2 separate regions of the Homo sapiens genome follow, and region 2 is linked to region 1. A link is a loop called in an ENCODE intact Hi-C map of the cell type or tissue named here. Cell type or tissue: Calu3. All regions are shown on one strand. Links, peaks and the distances in the headings refer to the core of each region. The heading gives the core; the rest is flanking DNA. Region 1 has its middle 21 kb from the start of EFNB1. Region 2 overlaps YIPF6 (Yip1 domain family member 6).

Region 1 (13,410 bases), core at 4,345-9,344:
TAAGTAGATCATTTAGGTCATTTACATTCAACGTTGGTATTGAGATGTAAGGTACTATTCTATTCATTGGCTATTTGTTGCCTGAATAACTTGTTTTTATTTTTTTCATTGTGTTTTTGTTTTACAGGTCCTGTTCAATTTATACTTTAAGGAGGTTCTGGTTTGGTGTATTTCGAGGATTTGTTTCAAGATTTAGGGCTCCTTTTAGCAGTTCTTATAGTGCTGGTTTGGTAGTGGTGAATTGTCTCAGCATTTGTTTGTCTGAAAAAGACTGCATCTTTCCTTCATTTATGAAGCTTAGTTTTGCTGGATACAAAATTATTGGCTGATAATTATTTTGTTTAAGGAGGCTAAAGATGGGGCCCCAATGCCTTCTAGCTTGTAGTGTTTCTGCTGAGAAATCTGCAGTTAATCTGATTGGGTTTTTCTTTTTTTTTCTTTTTTTTTTTTTTTTTTGCCAGAGTCTCGCTCTGTCACCCTGGCTGGAGTGCAATGGTAGAATCTTGGCTCACTGCAACCTCCACCTCCCGGGTGCAAGTGATTCTTCTGCCTCAGCCTCCCAAATAGGTGGGACTACAGGCATGCACCACCACGCCTGGCTAAATTTTGTATTTTAGTAGAGATGGGGTGTCACCATATTGGCCAGGCTGGTCTCAAACTCCTGACCTCATGATCTGCCCACCTCAGCCTCCTGAAGTGCTGGGATTACAGGTGTGAACCACCGTGCCCAGCCGGTTTTCTATTATAGGTTACCTGATGCTTTTGCCCCACAGCTCTTAAGATTTTTTCCTTTGTCTTGACTTTAGACAACCTGATGACTATGTTCCTGGGCAATGATCTTTTTGGGATAAATTTCCCAGGTGTTCTTTGAGCTTCTTGTATTTGGCTGTCTAGATCTCTAGGAAGGCTGATGCCTAGCTTATTTTTTAAAATTTTTTTTGTAGAGATGGAGTTTTGCCATGTTGCCCAGGCTGGTCTCGAACTCCTAAGCTCAAGCGAACCTCCCACCTTGACCTTCCAAAGTGCTGAGATTACAAGCGTGAATCACTGTGCCCAGACTGCCCCCTTAAAAGTGTACAAGTCAGTAGTTTTTAGATGCGTATAGTTGTATAAACATCACTGTTATCTAATTTCAGAATCTTTCACCCTCCTCCAAAAAACTCCTATCCATTAGCAGTCACCAACCATTCCCATTCCTTTCTCTCCCTATCCTCTGGAAACTATTAATCTACTTTCTGTCTCAATAGATTTGCCTATTCTGAACATTTTATATATATATATTTATATATTTATATTTATATATATATTTATATATATTTATATATATATTTTTATATATATTTATATATATATTTTTATATATATTTATATATATATTTTTATATATATTTATATATATATTTTTATATATATTTATATATATATTTTTATATATATATAGACACACACTATGTGGTCTTTTGTGACAGGCTTATTTCACTTAGCATCTCATTTTGAGGTTCATCCATGTAGGAGCATGTGTCAGTAATTTGTTCCTTTTTATTGCCACATAATATTCCATTGCATTGATAGACCATATAATTTTTAGTAATTCATCACTTGATGAACATCTGGATTGCTTCCACCTTTTGTCTATTATCAATTATGCTGCTATGAACGTATATGTACAATTTTTTGTGTGGACATATATGTTTATATTTCTCATGGTTATACACCTAGGAATAGAATTGCTAGGTCATATGGCAATTCTATGTTTAACTTTTTGAGAAACTGTAAATTCCTTTGCAAAGTGAATGTACCATTTCACATTCCCACCAGCAATGTATGAGGGTTCCAATTTCTCCACATTCTCCCCCAACACTTGTTATTTTCTATCTTTTTGATTGTAGTTATCCTAGTGGGTATGAACTGGTATCTCATTGTGGATTTGACTTGCATTTCCCTGATAATGACATTTAGAAAGTTTTCATGTACCTATTGGCCATTTTTATATCTTCCTTGGAGAAGCGTCTATGAAATATTTTACTGAATTATTAATTTAATACTCTAATTTATTTTAATTTTTAACTCAGTTTTTAATTGTTGAGTTGTAAGTGTTTTTAATACTTTATGGATACAAGTTCCTTATCAGGTATATTATTTGCAAATATTTTCTTCTGTTGTATGAGTTTTTCACTTGTTTGATAGTGTCATTTTAAAGCATGAAAATTTTAAATTTTGATGAAGTTGAATTTATCTATTTTCTTTTTTGTTTTTATGCTTTGGTATTATATATAAGAATCCATTGCCAAATATGAGGTCATGCATATTTCCCCCTATATTTTCTTCTCAGAGTTTTATAGTTTTAGCTCTTACATTTAGGTCTTTGTTCCATTTTGAGTTAATGTTTGTATATAGTGTGAGGTAGAGATCCAACTTCATTTCTTTACATGTGGAAATACAGATGTCCCAGCACCTTTGTTGGAAAGACTTTTCTTACTCCATTGAATTGTTTTAGCATACTTGTTGAAAATCAGTTGACCATAAGTATGAAGGTTTATTTCTGGACTCTCAATTGTATTCCACTTTACATCTATACATCTGTACTATATATCTGTCTTTAAGTGTATATGACACTATCTTGATTACTATGGCTTTATAGTAAGTTTTGAAATCAGGATGTGAGAGGCCTCCAATTTTGATTTTCTTTTTCAAGATTGTTTTGCTTATTCAGGGTTCCTTGCATTCCATATAAATTTTAGCTTATTAAATCTGCAAAACACAAGCCATCTGGGATTTTAATAGGGATTGCATTGAATCTGTAGTTCAATTTGGAGATTACATTTAAAATATTAAGTTTTCCATTTTATGAATAATGAGGATGACTTTCCATATATTTAGATCTTCTTTAATTTTTGTTAATGTTTTGTAGCTTTCAGAGTATAAGTCTTGCACTTTTATTAATTTTATTTTTCAGTATTCTTTTTGCTGTTATCATAAATAAAATTGTTTTCTTAATTTCATTTCAGATTGTTCATTGCTAGTGTTTAAAATACACATATTTTTTGTACATTGATCTTGTATCTTACGACTTTGGCTAACTTGTTTCTTTTATTAGGTTCTAGTAAATTCCTTAGGATTGTTTATGCACTTATATACAAATAAAGATAAATATTTACTTCTTCCTTTGTTATCTAGATGCCTTTTATTTATTTTTCTTGCTTTATTGCCCTGGCTAGCTTCTCCAATAAAATGTTGAATAGAAGTGGTGAGAGCTGCCATCCTTGTCTTGTTCCTGAACTTAGGGGAAAAGAACTGTCTTTCACAGTTAAGTTCGATGTTAGCTGTGTTTTTTGTTGTTAGTTTGTTTGTTTTTTTTGTGGATGCTCTTTATCTGGTTGAGGAAATTCCCTTCTCACCCTAGTTAGTGGAGTTTTTTAAAAAAACATGAAAAGATGTTGGATTTTATCAAATGCTTCTTCTGTGTCTATTCATATGATTATGTGATTTTTGCCCTTTATTCTGTTAATATGATTTATTACATTGATTGATTACTGGGTGTTCAACAAACTTTGTATTATAGGGATAAATCTCACTTGTTCATGGTGTTTAATCCTTTTTCTATGTTACTGGATACAGTTTGGTCTGTAGTTTTCTTTTCTTCTAATGTCTTTGTCTGGTTCTGCTATCAGGATAATACTTCACAGAATGAATTGGGAAGCATTATTTCCTTGTATCAGTCAGGGTTCACCAGAGAAACAATTGGAGAGAGATCATGCGTGCAAGAGAGACTGATTTATTATAAGGAATCAGCTCATGTGATTAGGGTGCATGGTGAGTCCAAAATCTGCAGCACCAATGTCCCAATTTGAGTCTTAAAGCCCGCAGGCTGCTGCAGAACCAGGAAGAGCCAATGTCCCAGTTTGAAGACCATCAGGCAAGATAATTATCTGTTACTAAGAGGAGGGTCAGCCTTTTTTTCTATTTAGGCTTTCAGTCATTGAATGAGTCTCATCCACATTATGGAGGGCAATCTGCTTCACTGAGTCTACCTATTTAAGTGTTCATCTCATCCAAAGCACCCTTACAGACATACCCAAGATAATGTTTGACCAAGTATCTGGACAACCCATGGCCTAGTCAAGTGGACACATAAAATTAACAATCACAAGTCCACCCCTTGTCAACTTGGCACCCATATACATCTCCTTAAATTGTACTTAATCTCCAAATAAATAAAATAACAATTCCACCTGACATGATACAACTATCCTGCATACAACCAAAAATGCACTAACCCCTTCCCCAGAAGAGGAGGTAAAGTCCTTGCATGATATCTACTCTTCTTCTAATATCCAGAAAATTAAATATTATGATGTGAAGTAAGTAATACGTAGATATGGCAGGGGGCAGTGGCTTGCACCTATAATCCCAGCACTTTGGGAGGCTGAGGTAGGAATACTGTTTGAGCTCAGGAGGTCGAGACCAGCATGGGCAACATAGAGACCACTGTCTCTACAAAAAAATTTTTAAAAATTAGCCAGGCATGGTGGCATGCACCTGTAGTCCCAGCTATTTGGCAGGCTGAGGTGGGAGGATCACATGAACATGGGAGGTTGAGGCTGCAGTGAGCTGTGATTGCAGCACTGTACCCCAGCCTGGGCAACAGAGGGAGACTCTGTCTCAAAAAAAAAACCCCAAATCCAAAATAATACTTAGATACTGTGATACACAAATCTCCCTTTGCCTCTCTCTAACAATGACACTTGTCATTGGATTTAGGATGTACACAGATAACCCATGATGATCTCTTCATCTCAAGATTGTTAACTTAATCACATCTGCAAAAATGCTTTTTCCAAATAAGCAAACACTCACAGGTTCCAGGATTCACATGTCCAAGATTTAGAACATGGCCATATCTTTTTGGTGGCTACCATTCGCCTCACTAGAATGGAGAAAGGGGTTGAGGATATGGGGTGAAGAGCAAGGGGCAGAGCAATTGCTATGTGTCAAGCCCCATACTAAATCCTTTATGTACATTATCTCATTAAAGTGGCCCAACCCTCTGAGTTGTTTACTATAAATACTATCATTTGCCAACAAAAAAGTTGTGGTACAGAGAAGTTAAGTAATTTGCCCACATTCACACAGCTAGGAAGGTATGGTGCCTCCTTACTAGCTGTCTAACTTGAAACCCAGCATAGCTAACCACAACCCTCAGTTTTCCCCTCAGATAAACCTGGGGATTGGGATTTAAGGAGCCTCAGTAGTGTTAGAAGCATCCTAATATAGCTGTTGGGAGCCCTGGCTCTGAGGTCAAACTGACTTGTGTTTCTATTTTATATCTGTCTCTTATTACCTGTGTGATTCTCCCTGAGCTTCTGTTTGATCTGTGATGAATTGGGGAGATATCATTCATTCATTCATTAAGTGCCTACTATAGGCCAAGAAAGTAACACTTACCTACCAGGGTGTTGTGCAGATTGAATGAGCTAATGCATATAAATCTCCTGACATGTATGACAAAGAGTGGCTATTATCATTGTTTCATAGTTACAGGAGAGAGAGAGAGAGAGAGAGAGAAAGAGAGAGAGAGAGAGAAAAAGAGAGAGAGAGAATAAAAGAGAGAGAGAGAGAGAGAATGGCCAGACCAAAAGGAGTTACTTTTGGAGTGAGACTGAGATAAAGTTCCCAAGACCTAGGTTGATTCAAATGCCAGAGAGACGATGGCACAGGCAGAGGCAAAAGCTAGGTTCCTTGGCCAGGTCATGGAGAAGGGTCCAACATCAAGGCCAAAGGCCTCTAATTTTAGCCTGAATTTACATGATGTGAACACACGAGGGCATGCGCCTCTCACAACAGGCTGCCCCAAAGAATCCCAGAGAGGCCCAAGCCCCTGCTCTCTTGTTTCTACCTCTTGGCAGCAGGCTCAGGCCCTGTGACTGTGAAGGAGGCAGAGAGAGGGAGGAAGTATAGGAGATCTGCAGGATCTTCTCTGGGATATGAAAGAGTAAATCCCTTGCGTTGGCCCACAGGAGAGATAAAACGGGAGGTGGAACAGGCCCAGCAGATTCGGTGATAGATGGGGAAGAGAAAAGGTCACAATGCAGGGGATTGAAATGACCTTTTTGCCTGGAGACCAGGCGCGTGCACACACACACACACACACACACACACACACACACACACACACGAAATAAGAGCGAGTCCAAATTTGGCGAAGGAAGCCTGAGTGAGGTATGGGAATGTCCAACCAGGGGCATTTTGGGTCACACAATATCTCAGTCCTCATGTTATAATCATGAAAAATAAAGACAGTGGAACCTCACATCTCTATAGGGTCACTAGGTGGAATAGGCTGAGCTGATATCTCCAGTGAGAAAGGCCCAAGGAAACCAAGGCAGTTCTGAGGTTGGGAATCTCAAAGAACTTCTAAAGCCTGAACAGGGTAGTTTAAACTTCAGAATTAAGGGAGCAAAGAATGGTAGGAAGAGGCACCAGCTTTGTAGTCAGACAATTCACTACACTCTTGCTGGCAGCTTGGCCTTAGGTAAGTTACATAAACTCTCTGAGTTTGCCTTATCTTTCAGATGGGAATGATAATAGTACCACCAGATAAGGGTTAAGTAAGATACTGGGTATAAAAGTTTCAGGCACACAGCAGGTGCCTAGAAAATGCTAGTTCTGCAGCTATCCATAAGGGAGTCTTGAGGACCTCCTCCAGTGGGAAACTTTGGCGACCTTGAGGCCGATTGTACCACTTGAGGGCAGTGTCCTACTGTTGGGAAATTAAACCTATGTAGGCTTGGACCTGGATTAGAAAACCTTTAAGGAACCTTCTGTCCCTGAGACTCCATGCTCAGCCAACCAGCAAATATATAGTGTGTACCACATAACGTATGCAAGGCATTGTGGGAGATATAGAAAGCTATTCATATCTCCTCATTCAGGTCTCAGTTCAATTGCCACCTCCTCAGGAACCTTCTCCAATCATCCAGGCTAACATTGCCACTCCCCCAACTCTAATCATTATTTAGGTCATTTCTTGTTTTATTTTCGTCATAACACTTATCATAGTCTAAAGTTGTCATTTTCTTCATGTATTTACTCTTTGAATCTGGGGCCAGATTTCAAAGGGCTTTGAATTACATAAAAAAGTTCAAAAGTTAACCTGTATCACTGGAGAGCTTTAGAAGGATTTAAGGCTAGGAGTGGATATGGTTAGAGCTACAGGATTTAATGTGTATTTTTGAAATCAAACGAATACATGTATATGATTAAAAATCAAAGAGTAGAAGTTTTTATTATAACAATCAACAGTCCTTTGCCCCATCTTTTCCCATGCCAGACCCGCTCGTCTTTTAGCTGTTTCTCCTGGTAATTAGTTCCTTCATTTATCTCTAATACTATACATAAGCTGCTATTTCTTAATCTATCAGTTTAAGACACAACCTCTCCTACTCCTGTCTTCTCCATATACACCTTATCTTTAGTTCCTTCCTTGCTTTTCTGTGTAGCTTTAGACAATTGCTTGCATCTATATTTCTTGCTTTATCAACTGTAGACAATATCTCTTGATTCCCCGTTCTGTAAGATAAGAATATTAGTGGCCCTGCTTTCCTCTTCAGCTCCTCTCTTCCTTTCTACATCCCATCTTTCATCACGTATACTTTTAATTTCACATTGTCAAGATTGATGACATTTCCATAAGCCTAATTAAGTCTTCCGTGGCTTCTCTGCATGTTGATTTTAAAAGTTGAAAACAAGCAATAATGGCATTATGGTGGCTATGTACATTGTGTTTCCTTCATATCCAAGTAGTTTATGATGCAACCATTTCCCTTTCTTAGCCTTTTTTAGACAGCTTTTTGTTTTCCTGGAGCTTTCCTTTCTTTTCTTTTTTTTTTAAATTAGGACAAAATACACATAACATAAATTTACCATTTTAACCATTGTTAACATGTACAATTCATTGGCAACTAGTCCATTCATAGTTTTGTTCAACCATCACCACTATCTAGCTCCAGAACATTTTAATCTTCCTAATGGAAAACTTGTAACATTCCCCTCTCCCTCCAACCCCTGGCAGCCCCTCTACTTTCTGTCTGTGGATTTATCTATCCTGGGTACCTCATATAAATGAAATGATATGATATGTGGTCTTTTGCGCCTGCCTTGTTTCAAAGTTCATCCATGTTGTAGCAAGTATCAGTACTTCATTTCATTTTGTGACTAAAAAATATTATATTTTATGGATATGCCACATTTTGTTTATCCATTGACAGACATTTGAGCTGTTTCCACCTTTTGGCTACTGTGAATAGTGCTGCTATAAACATTCGTTTACAAATTTTTATTTGAACATTTCTTTTTAATTCTTTAGAGTATATATGTAGGAGTAGGATTGCTTGGTCATATGGTAATTTTCTGTTTAATATATTGAGTAGTCACCAAATTGTTTTTCACAGTGTGTGTACCATTTTACATTTACACCAGCAATGTACACAGGTCTCAATTTCTTCACCTATCATTTTCTATTTTTTAAATTATGCCCAATCTAGTGGAAGTGAAATAAGCTCTTTAGCTTTGATTTGCATTCCCATAATGATTAGTGACACTGACAAATTTTTAATGTACATGTTGACCATTTGTATGTCTTATTTGGAGAAATGTCTATTCAAGTGCTTTGTCCATTTTTAAATTGGGTTGTTTGTCTTTCTCTTGAGTTGTAAGAGTTCTTCATATAGTCCAGATAGACCCTTACAGGCACATGATTCACAAGTATTTTCTCCCACTGTGTGGAATGTCTTTTTACTCTCTTGATAGTATTCCTTGATGCACAACAGTTTTTAATTTTGATGAAATTCTATTAATCTATTTTTTATTTTACTGCTTGTGCTTTTAGTGTCACATCTAAAAAAACATTGCCAAATCCAGTCATAAAAATTTACTTCTGTGTTTTCTTCTGAGAGTTTTAAAAAATAATCTTCACTCTTATATTTAGGTATTTGATCCATTTTTAGTTAATTTTTGTATTCGGTTTGAGGTAAGGGTCCAACTTCATTCTTTTGCATGTAGATATCTAGCTGCCCCAGCATCATTTGTTGAAAAGATCTTTCTTCCCTGTTGAGTAGTGTTGACACCTTTGTCAAAAATTAGTTGACCATAGACATTTGGGTTTATTTCTGGACTTTAAATTTGATTCCAATCATCAATGTATCTATCCTTAGGCCAGGACCAGACTGTTGTAAATACTGTAGCTTTCTAGTAAGTTTTGAAAGGGTGTTGAATTTTGTCAAATTATTTTTCAACATAAGTTGAGATTAGAATGTGGATTTTTCCCCTTCATTCTGTTAATACGGTATATTACATTGGTTGGTTTTTGTACATTGAAAGATACTTGCATTCCTGGGATAAATCACCCTTGGTAACATGTATAAAGCTTTTAATATGCTGTTGAATTTAGCTTACTGTTAATGTGTTGAATATTTTTCATCTATATTCACAAGTGTTATTTATCTGTTTTTTTAACGTGATATTTTTGTCTGACTTTAGTATCAGAGTAATACTGACATAATTAAATTAGTTAGAAAGTGTTCCTTTATCCTCCATTTTTTGGAAGGTTTTGAGAAGAATTGGTGTTAATTATTTTAGTGAAGCCATTTGGTCCCAAGCTTTTGTTTGTTGGGAGATATTTAATTACTGATTCAATCTCTTTACTTGTTATAGGTCTATTCAGATATTCATGAGGATATAGCAAAATGAACATATATGCACCCGACAAAAAGTCCATAAATACAAGAAGCAAAAATTGACAGAATTGACAGGAGGAATAGACAGTTCTACAATAATAGTTTTAAACTCCAATCTCCTACCTTTTTTTGAGACAGGGTCTTGCTCTGTCATCCAGGCTGGAGTGCAGTGGCACAAACATGGCTCACTGCAGCCTCAAGTTCCTGGGCTTAAGCCATCCTCCTGTCTCATAGGAGCTTCATACACCTGGCTTAGTAGGCTGTGGCCATGACTGCCCCACTGCTCAGGGGATGCCTGGCACGTTCTACCCAAAAAGGAGATTTTTATCTCCCTCCCCCAACCTTACTGCATCTCATCAGGCTCAATGACTTCCTCTCCTCTCGCTTCTCACCACACCACTCTGAGCCTCTCTCTACTATATCCATGAGCCTGTTGGATTCTGGCCAGTTAGCGTACATTTATTTCCCAGAAACCAGGCCTAATCCTCTGCATCCTGCAGGGCATCTGGCACATTGTCAGGCACAACATAGGTACTAAGGAAAAATGAATTGAACGATAACGATAATAGCATTTATCAAGTGTTTACAATGTGGCAGGCAGCAGGTCTTTCCTTTAATTTTCACATATACCCTATGGAGTAGATACTATCATTACCCCCATAATACTGATAAGGAACCTATGGCTTTATAGAAGTTAGGTGGCTTGCCCAAGATCACACAGGTAGTAAGTAGCAAAGCAGCCTGGCTCTCGGGAATTTGCAAATTACACAAAACCCCAAAAACTAGAATGACAGTGAATCAAGCTTCAGAGTTCAGAGGCTGAAATGGATAAGTTGAAATGCTACAGCACTAAATGGAACCTGATCTAGCCCTACCCTCACTCCCAATCCAACTGCACAAGTATAAGAAGGGGGAAGATGGTGCTCATTAGCAGCAAATTTGGAAGCCCCTTTCCTTCACTCCTATAATCAATCATTTTCCAGGTGAGGTGGGAGTCACTTTGGTGGTATCTTTTCCACCCACCCCCTCCTCTCCATTCTCACTGACTGCCCTGATCTGAGGTATCAGCATCCCTTCCCTAGATCACAGCAAAAGTCTCATAGGTGACCTTTCCTCCAGCCACCCCTTTCTCCACACCTAGATGGATTATCCTAAAACACTTCTTGGTATAATTCCCCTTCTCCATCAAAGACTCCCTGTCTCCTTAGCTTGGCATTCAAAGCCCTACCCAGTCATGTCTTAGCCCTCGTTTCTCAGCCTCATCTCCTATTCCCCACTTCCTCTCACTCCAGTCACACTCTACTACTGGCTAGTTCCCTGAAGTGTCCTGTGTTATTGCTCATGCTATCGTCTCTGAAAGTCAAAAAATTACCCATCTTTCAAGGTTCAACTACTATTTGAGGCCTTGTTAGGTTTTTCGTTTATTTGTTTTTGAGACAGGGTCTCACTCTGTCACCCAGGATGGAGTTCAGTGGTGTGTTCATAGCTCACTGTAACCTTGAACTTCTGGGTTCCAGGGATCCTCTTGCCTCAGCCTCCGGGGTAGTTCGGACTACAGGTTTGCACCACCACATCTGGTTAATTTTTAAATTTTTTTTCAGAGACAAAATCTTGCTGTTTTGTTCAGCTGTTCTTGAACCCTTGGGCTCAAGCGGTCCTCCTGCCTCAACCTCCCAAAATGCAGGGATTACAGGCATGAGCCACCATGCCCGGCCTAGATTTTATCCATTGAAATCAAGCTCTCCTTCTCCTCCTACTGCATTCAGTTTGTGCCTTGAATTAGAACTAGTTTCATAGATATCTCCCCTCTTACTAAACTGTGTGCCCCTGAGGTGGAGACCTGACCTTGTTTATCTTTTTCTTTTTTTGAGACAGAGTCTCGCTCTGTCACCCAGGCTGGAGTGCAGTGGCGCTATCTCCGCTCACTGCAAGCTCCACCTCCCGGGTTCACGCCATTCTCCTGCCTCAGCCTCCCGAGTAGCTGGGACTACAGGCGCCCGCCCCCACGCCTGGCTAATTTTTTGTATTTTTAGTAGAGATGGGGTTTCACCGTGTTAGCCAGGATGGTCTCGATCTCCTGACCTCGTGATCCGCCCGCCTCGGCCTCCCAAAGTGCTGGGATTACAGGCATGAGCCACCGCGCCCGGCCTGTTTATCTTTGTATTTCTCCCACCCAACCCCGAAACACACACACACACACACACACACACACACACAGACTTACACACATGCTTAGTTCAGTGCCTGGTGTGATGAATGCTTCCTAAATTTCCTGAGTCTACTCCAAGAGAGTAGATTTGGATTTCTTCACAGAGGATGGTAAGCAAGTGAGGAAAAGGGCCTGCACCCCAGTTCCATATCTGCAGCCTACCACGCCCCTGATGAGACAGTATCCTTGCCCTGGGTCCGTAGCAGCTCTCTCTGACAGATGGAGATCAAACTGATGAGTTCAGTGACACCACCCAGAGGTTTATCAGAAGGCCAGGCACAGGCAGATGTCTAGAGGAGCTATGCCATCTCCACCTCTCAGAAAAGACCACACTAGGGTGGCATCCCCCAAGGGCCTTTGTATCCCACTCTAACATTTTCACATAATTTTTATCCTCATGTGCCCTATAAGGGAGGTAGGGCAGGGGCTTTATATTACAAATGGGGAAACTGAGGGTCAGACAGGGAACAGGAACTTCCCAGAGTCAGTGAGGCTGCACATAAAATCCCAGTGCCAACAAGCACACCCAGTACCTGAAGCACTTTGGATCCATTGTGGTGGTATTTCATTCACACTCATTCCTGCCATCCTGATAAATGCAGGAATCTGAGATAGCAAATACCAATCTGCCATGGTTAATCAGGCTTGTCAGTCATACACAGGAATGAATATCAGTCTCAGCTAAAGTGAAGTAGGATGAGGCATGACACATCAGCCACTCAGAAGCAGTTCTGGACTGATGGGTTGATGCGCTATCTTATTGTGTCTGTGTGGCGAAGGTGGGGGCTGGAGTGGGAATGGGAAGAGATGGGACTGCAGCTGTGATGAAATTCCAGGACCAGCTCAGTCTCCCGGGTGTCTGTTTAGGTTACTGACTCCTCATTCATGGTAGCCTTCAGCTTCAGGCCTGGCAGGGGACCTCACACTTCCTGACTCTGTTAATCTTTACAACACCTACTGCAGGAGTTGCTCCTCATTCCCTGTAGGCCTGTGCTTAAATGTCACCTTTTCAGGGATGCCTTCCTTGATCTCCCTACTGATCATCGAAACACATGCTCCCTTAGGAAGTTCTTAGCTCCCTTCCATACTTAATGATTGTCCATAGATTTATAACCACCTAACATTCTAGATATTTTATTTACATTCTCAATTGTCTGTCTTCCTCCACTGGAATATAAGCTGCATGAGAGAAGGGATTTTTGTACATTTTAGTCTCTTATATTCACTGCTATGCTCCTCGGTGTCTAGAACAGTACCTGGCACATCATGAGTGTTCAACAAATATTTTGGGGAGTGAATGAGGTCTCACAGCCAACTTCACCCTCTGCCAGCCAACCAACTGCAAACACCACGGTGGGTACAATCATGCTGCTAGCCCCATGTAGCACAGGAGGGATGAACAGATTTTAAGTGTGGTTGCAGAGGACTGCCTGGTGCACTGGAAGCACTAACGCTGTCTTTCCTTAG
Region 2 (5,000 bases), core at 1-5,000, 300 kb after region 1:
ATATATATATATATATATATTTTTTTTTTTTTGAGACAGGTCTCACTCTGTCACCCAGGCTAGGGTGCAGTGGCACAGTCACGGCACTACAGCCTTGATCTCCTGGACTCAAGCAATCCTCCCACCTCAGCCTCCCAAGTAGCTAGGACTACAGGCTTGTGCTACCAGGCCTGGCTAGTTTTTTTATTTTTAGTAGAAATGAGGTCTCGCCATGTTGCCCAGGCTGGTCTCAAACTCCTGAGTTCAAACAATTCTCCTGCCTCGGCCTCCCAAAGTGCTGGTATTACATGTATGAGCCACCATGCCTGGCCAGTGTACATTTACTGATGAGGACAATATAATAAGCAAAATGTTTCAATCTCTGAGATTCCAATCTAAATTTTTAATGTCTGCCTGTAATCCTAGCACTTTGGGAGGCCGAGGTGGGTGGATCACCTGAGATCGGGAGTTGGAAACCAGCCTGGCCAACCTGGTGAAATCCGTCTCTACTAAAAATACAAAAAAATTAGCTGGGCATGGTGGTGGGCGCCTTTAATCCCAGCTACTCAGGAGGCTGAGGCATGAAAATTACTTGAACACAGGAGGCGGAGGTTGCAGTGAGCCAAGATCATACCATTGCACTCCAGCCTGGAAGTCAGAGTGAGACTCTGTCTCAAAAAAAAATGAAAATAAAAATAAAATAAAATCAATTTTTAATTTCTGCCAGAAGTTTGATTTACATATTCGTTTACATATTTTTTTATCCTACAAAATGATGTCAGTTTTATTACCACAGAGACTTTGCCTTATAAAGTACTTACGATAAGGTACAGTGAGATAGATTAAGCAAACCCTTAAAAACCTCATATACTTACAATCTCTCAAAAGAGTATTACTTTTCCTTGGGTACAAAACATGCATGAATTTTTTCCCAACAGCTTTTAGATCACGCATCTGAAAGACAGAAACAACTTGTTGTATTGTGATGACCAAGGTTGCCAGCAGCCTTACTTAATTTGCTAAAATTTCTTTCATTTCAATCTCCTGTGAACTCTTCACTGAATTTTGCAGATAATTCCAGTTCAACTCCTTCACTACACAAACAAACCAGAGAGGTAGGGTATGCTTTTTCTATTAACTTCTTAAGCCAACTTTTAACACCTTTCCACATCTGTTTTGATCTGTTCTGTTTTGATGTTGAAAAAATCCATAAAAAAGAAACACAGCCCTCCCAATAGGCTGCTTAAAGAAACTAAAACAATTGTACTATAAAAAGCTGCTCTACAAAACACAGTATGTGACATTCAGTTCATAGAAGATGAGGTTCCAAGGACCAATTAGCCTGCTCTCTAGCTACTACATTCTTTGCAATATATGAAATAAATTTTTAACATTCCCAATTTAATTGGTAAATGAATCCTAGATGCCAGATACAAAAAAAAAAAAAAAATCAAGAAACTGGAAGAAGGGTTCAGTAATACAAATACAACCTCTCAAAGCACCACTGAGCTAATTCTGTTTTAATTTTTTCACCTAGAATTTTACCCGTTATTAAACACTTTGTAAACATAATTTATAATAGTTGCTTAGCATCCCACCACAAAGATATAACATAATTTACCTAACCAATACCTCATCTGTGGTTCATTTATTTCTAGCTTTCCCCTATTACAAAGAATGCTATAATAAACATCTTTGTATATTGATACTTTAATGTTGAAAATTTTTGTTTTACATTTTAAAACTTTCCTTATACTACATTTGGAGAAGTATGATAATATATTGGTTTAAAAAGATTTGGACATTTTAAGACCTTTTTTTTGTTTTTTGAGATGGAGTCTTGCTCTGTCGCCCAGGCCAGAGTGCAGTGGTGCGATCTCGGCTCACTGCAACCTCAGCCTCCCGGAGACAAGCGATTCAGTCTCCCAAGCAGCTGGGATTTCAGGCATATGCCACCATGTCTGGCTAATCTTTGTATTTTTAGTAGAGATGGGGGTTTCACCATCTGGGCCAGGTTGGTCTCGAACTCCTGAGCTCAGGTGATCCGCCTGCCTTGGCCTCCCAAAGGGCTGAGATTACAGGCGCGAGCCACCGCACCTTGCTGTTTTAAGATTATTAATATGCATTATAACCAAACTGCTCTCCAAAAAGGCTGTACCAAATTAATCTCTAGGATAAAATATTAAACTTCAGTATATAAAATATATTCAAAATCAGTGAACCAAATGAAAATATTGCAAAGTACTATTAGTTACTTAGTCCCATGATACTGAACAGAAGTTCTCTCAACTAGTCTAACTTACGATGGTATTGCGAACAGATTCATTTAATGTGGAGCTGTCAAACTCCCGGATGCGAGATCTCATAGGAATGGTGATTTCTCCTTCTACGGGGATGTCTTGTGAGATGGATATATCTGAAAGGCCTGCAAACTGAGAAGAGTCAGGGGAAAAAAAGTAAGCCTGTAATAAACTGTAGCATTCCTCATATATATCATCATTTCCTAGAGAGTTGGGACCATGTATTTTGTAGGGTTTTACATAGGAAAGTAGGTGTTAGCTCAACAGACATTACACAATGCAGTTAACAATAATCCTCAAATTTATTTCTTTAAAGATTAAACATAATGAAAAAACTAAAGTAAATGTCATAGACACCTTCTTGCCCACCAACATTTAGCATAAAATCTTCACATGGCACAAGCTAGCAAGACTGAGATAATAATTGTAAAGTTATTAAAAAGTGACCTTTTAGCAATCACTGTCTTAGAATGGCCACGTTTCTGTTGCACTTCTGCTCCCTAACAGGCTCTAGTGGCCTCTGCTGGCTAAAAATGAGCATTACATGAACCATAAAGGCAAGTGCGGGAAACAGGGAAATAGCAAAATATACCTTGATTACAGTCTTTACAGGTTACCTGGCAATCACAGAGCAAATAAAATTTTCAAAGTGAATAAAGAATGTGAACTTTTAAATTCATAGTCATCTGCCAAATGTTATTACAACCGAAACTCAAATCTACAAATTCCTAAGAAAATAGAGGCAATGCCTTCTCATACAGTTTTTGGGCCAGTAGGCACAATTTTTAGTGGGCAACAGTTGCAGATAAAGGAAACACAAGACAGTATACTGAAATTTTAGAAAGAATGAGGATGTTCACATCCGTCAAATTTTATTACAACCAAAACTCAAATCTACAAATTCCTAAGAAAATAGAGGCAATGACTTCTCATACAGTTTTTGGCCCAGTAGGCACAATTTTTAATGGGCAACAGTTGCAGATAAATGAAATGCAGACAGTATACTGAAATTTTAGAAGGAATGAGGATGTTCAAAGAATTTGTAAAAGGCTGGGCATGGTGGCTCATGCCCGTAATCCCAGCACTTTGGGAGGCCGAGGCGGGCAGATCACCTGAGGTCGGGAGTTTGAGACCAGCCTGACCAACATGGAGAAATCCCATCTCTACTAAAAATACAAAATTAGCTGCGCGTGGTGGCGCATGCCTGTAATCCCAGCTACTCGGGAGGCTGAGGCAGGAGAATCGCTTGAACCCGGGAGGTGAAGGTTGCGGTGAGCCGAGATCACGCCATTGCACTCCAGCCTGGGCAACAAGAACAAAACTCCGTTATAATAAAATAAAATACAAAAAAATACAAAAAATAAACAAATAAATAAATAAATAAAATAAATAAAATATAAAATATAAAATAAAATAAAATAAAATAAAACAAAAACAATTTCTTAACCACACTCATATTTCTTAAATATAAGAAACATGCCATAGAATTTTTTTTTAAAGGTTTCTTATAGAGGAAAGAAAGGAATAGGATAGAGCAGACAGGGAGAGAAACTAGGCTTTTTTCAATATATGTTGTCCATATAAATGACTTGCAATCATATAAACACTTCACACAATTATTAAACAAAATTAAAATTTGAAGGAAGCAATCCCTGAAACTGAGAGAAAAAATTAAACCAATGAAACTACCATGTATTGAAATAAACACACAACCACAAAGATAGCACCTATTTCAAGTGACTATATAACACTGTAATTTGACTTCTGATTAAGATATAGGAAGCTGGAAAGACCATTCCCCAAGTAGAATAATGAGAAAAGGCTAGATACTTTACTGAATCATAACTTTCCCTGAATTCATCTGAGAACTGAGTTGTAGGGAGACCAAGTAGCCTGGATGAAATCTAAAGAAAGCCAGGTGCTTCCACGAAGAGACATCAGCACTGGCTCAACAGTAGCAAAGCATGAGGGGAAGACAATGCTGCACACCACACCACACAGATGGGTAAGAATTCAAATAAAATTTTAAATAAATTGCTAAAGTCCAAGTATGGATCAGCACAAGAGTACAGAATCCCTGGAAGCAATAGACGCAAGGGGAGTTCACACCCACTTACAGGCTCTTCTCTAGAAAAAAGCCCCTAGAGGAAAGAGCCTTAAAGCCACTTAGACAAAAACAAGTTGCCTTCAGAACACAGGTGACAACTCACTGAAGCTGGAGAAAGGGAAAAGGAAAAGCTCTCTACTACTAAGGGATGGACAGAAAACCATCCTGGGCCCAGACCATTAAGAGTTTCCTTCAGCTAGGAGGGGGACAGGATCACTAAGAAAGTGCTACCCAGGAGACCCAGGGACACATGGTCTGCCTAAGGCAGAGACTAGACTATGAAAACAAAGAATCCCCTTTCCCTGGCCCCTATCACCAGGCTAGCAAGTATGGAGTAATAAACAACAGCAGTCTACTGCTGGAGGAAGTGCTAGAGCTTAGAAAGAGACTCACCATGAGATGCAAGGGCAAAGACAGAAGCTGAGTACAGAACATGAACATTAATAAAAACATTGGGGCTGGGTGCAGTGGCTCATGCCTGTAACCCCAACTCTGGGTAGCTGAGGTAGGAGAATCGCTTGATGCTAGGAGTTTGAGACTAGTCTGGGTAACACAGTGAGACCCCCATCTCTACAAAAAATGTTTTTAAAAAATTAGTTGGGCATGGTGGCATG

Evidence for each region. Peaks named below come from ENCODE experiments on the same cell type or tissue, not always from the same donor. Only the 100,000 strongest peaks of a DNase experiment are listed, where the experiment ranks them.
Region 2: a loop joins it to region 1, with 8 times the contacts of the local background. A loop is called at or near these places in 48 of 110 quality-filtered maps.

The regions. Positions count from the first base shown.
Region 1 is chrX:68,801,351-68,814,760 of GRCh38, reverse strand. No RefSeq gene overlaps it. Among named protein-coding and RNA genes, the nearest start is that of EFNB1, 21 kb to the left of the region's middle. In Calu3, for the core only: a CTCF peak has its summit at 6,767 (motif pointing right); a DNase peak (open chromatin) is centred at 6,731.
Region 2 is chrX:68,509,260-68,514,259 of GRCh38, reverse strand. YIPF6 (Yip1 domain family member 6) reads right to left here. Exons shown (of 7, transcript NM_173834.4): 2 at 2,283-2,411; 3 at 855-933. Among named protein-coding and RNA genes, the nearest start is that of YIPF6, 13 kb to the right of the region's middle. In Calu3, for the core only: no CTCF peak of the experiment used is centred there; a DNase peak (open chromatin) is centred at 2,789.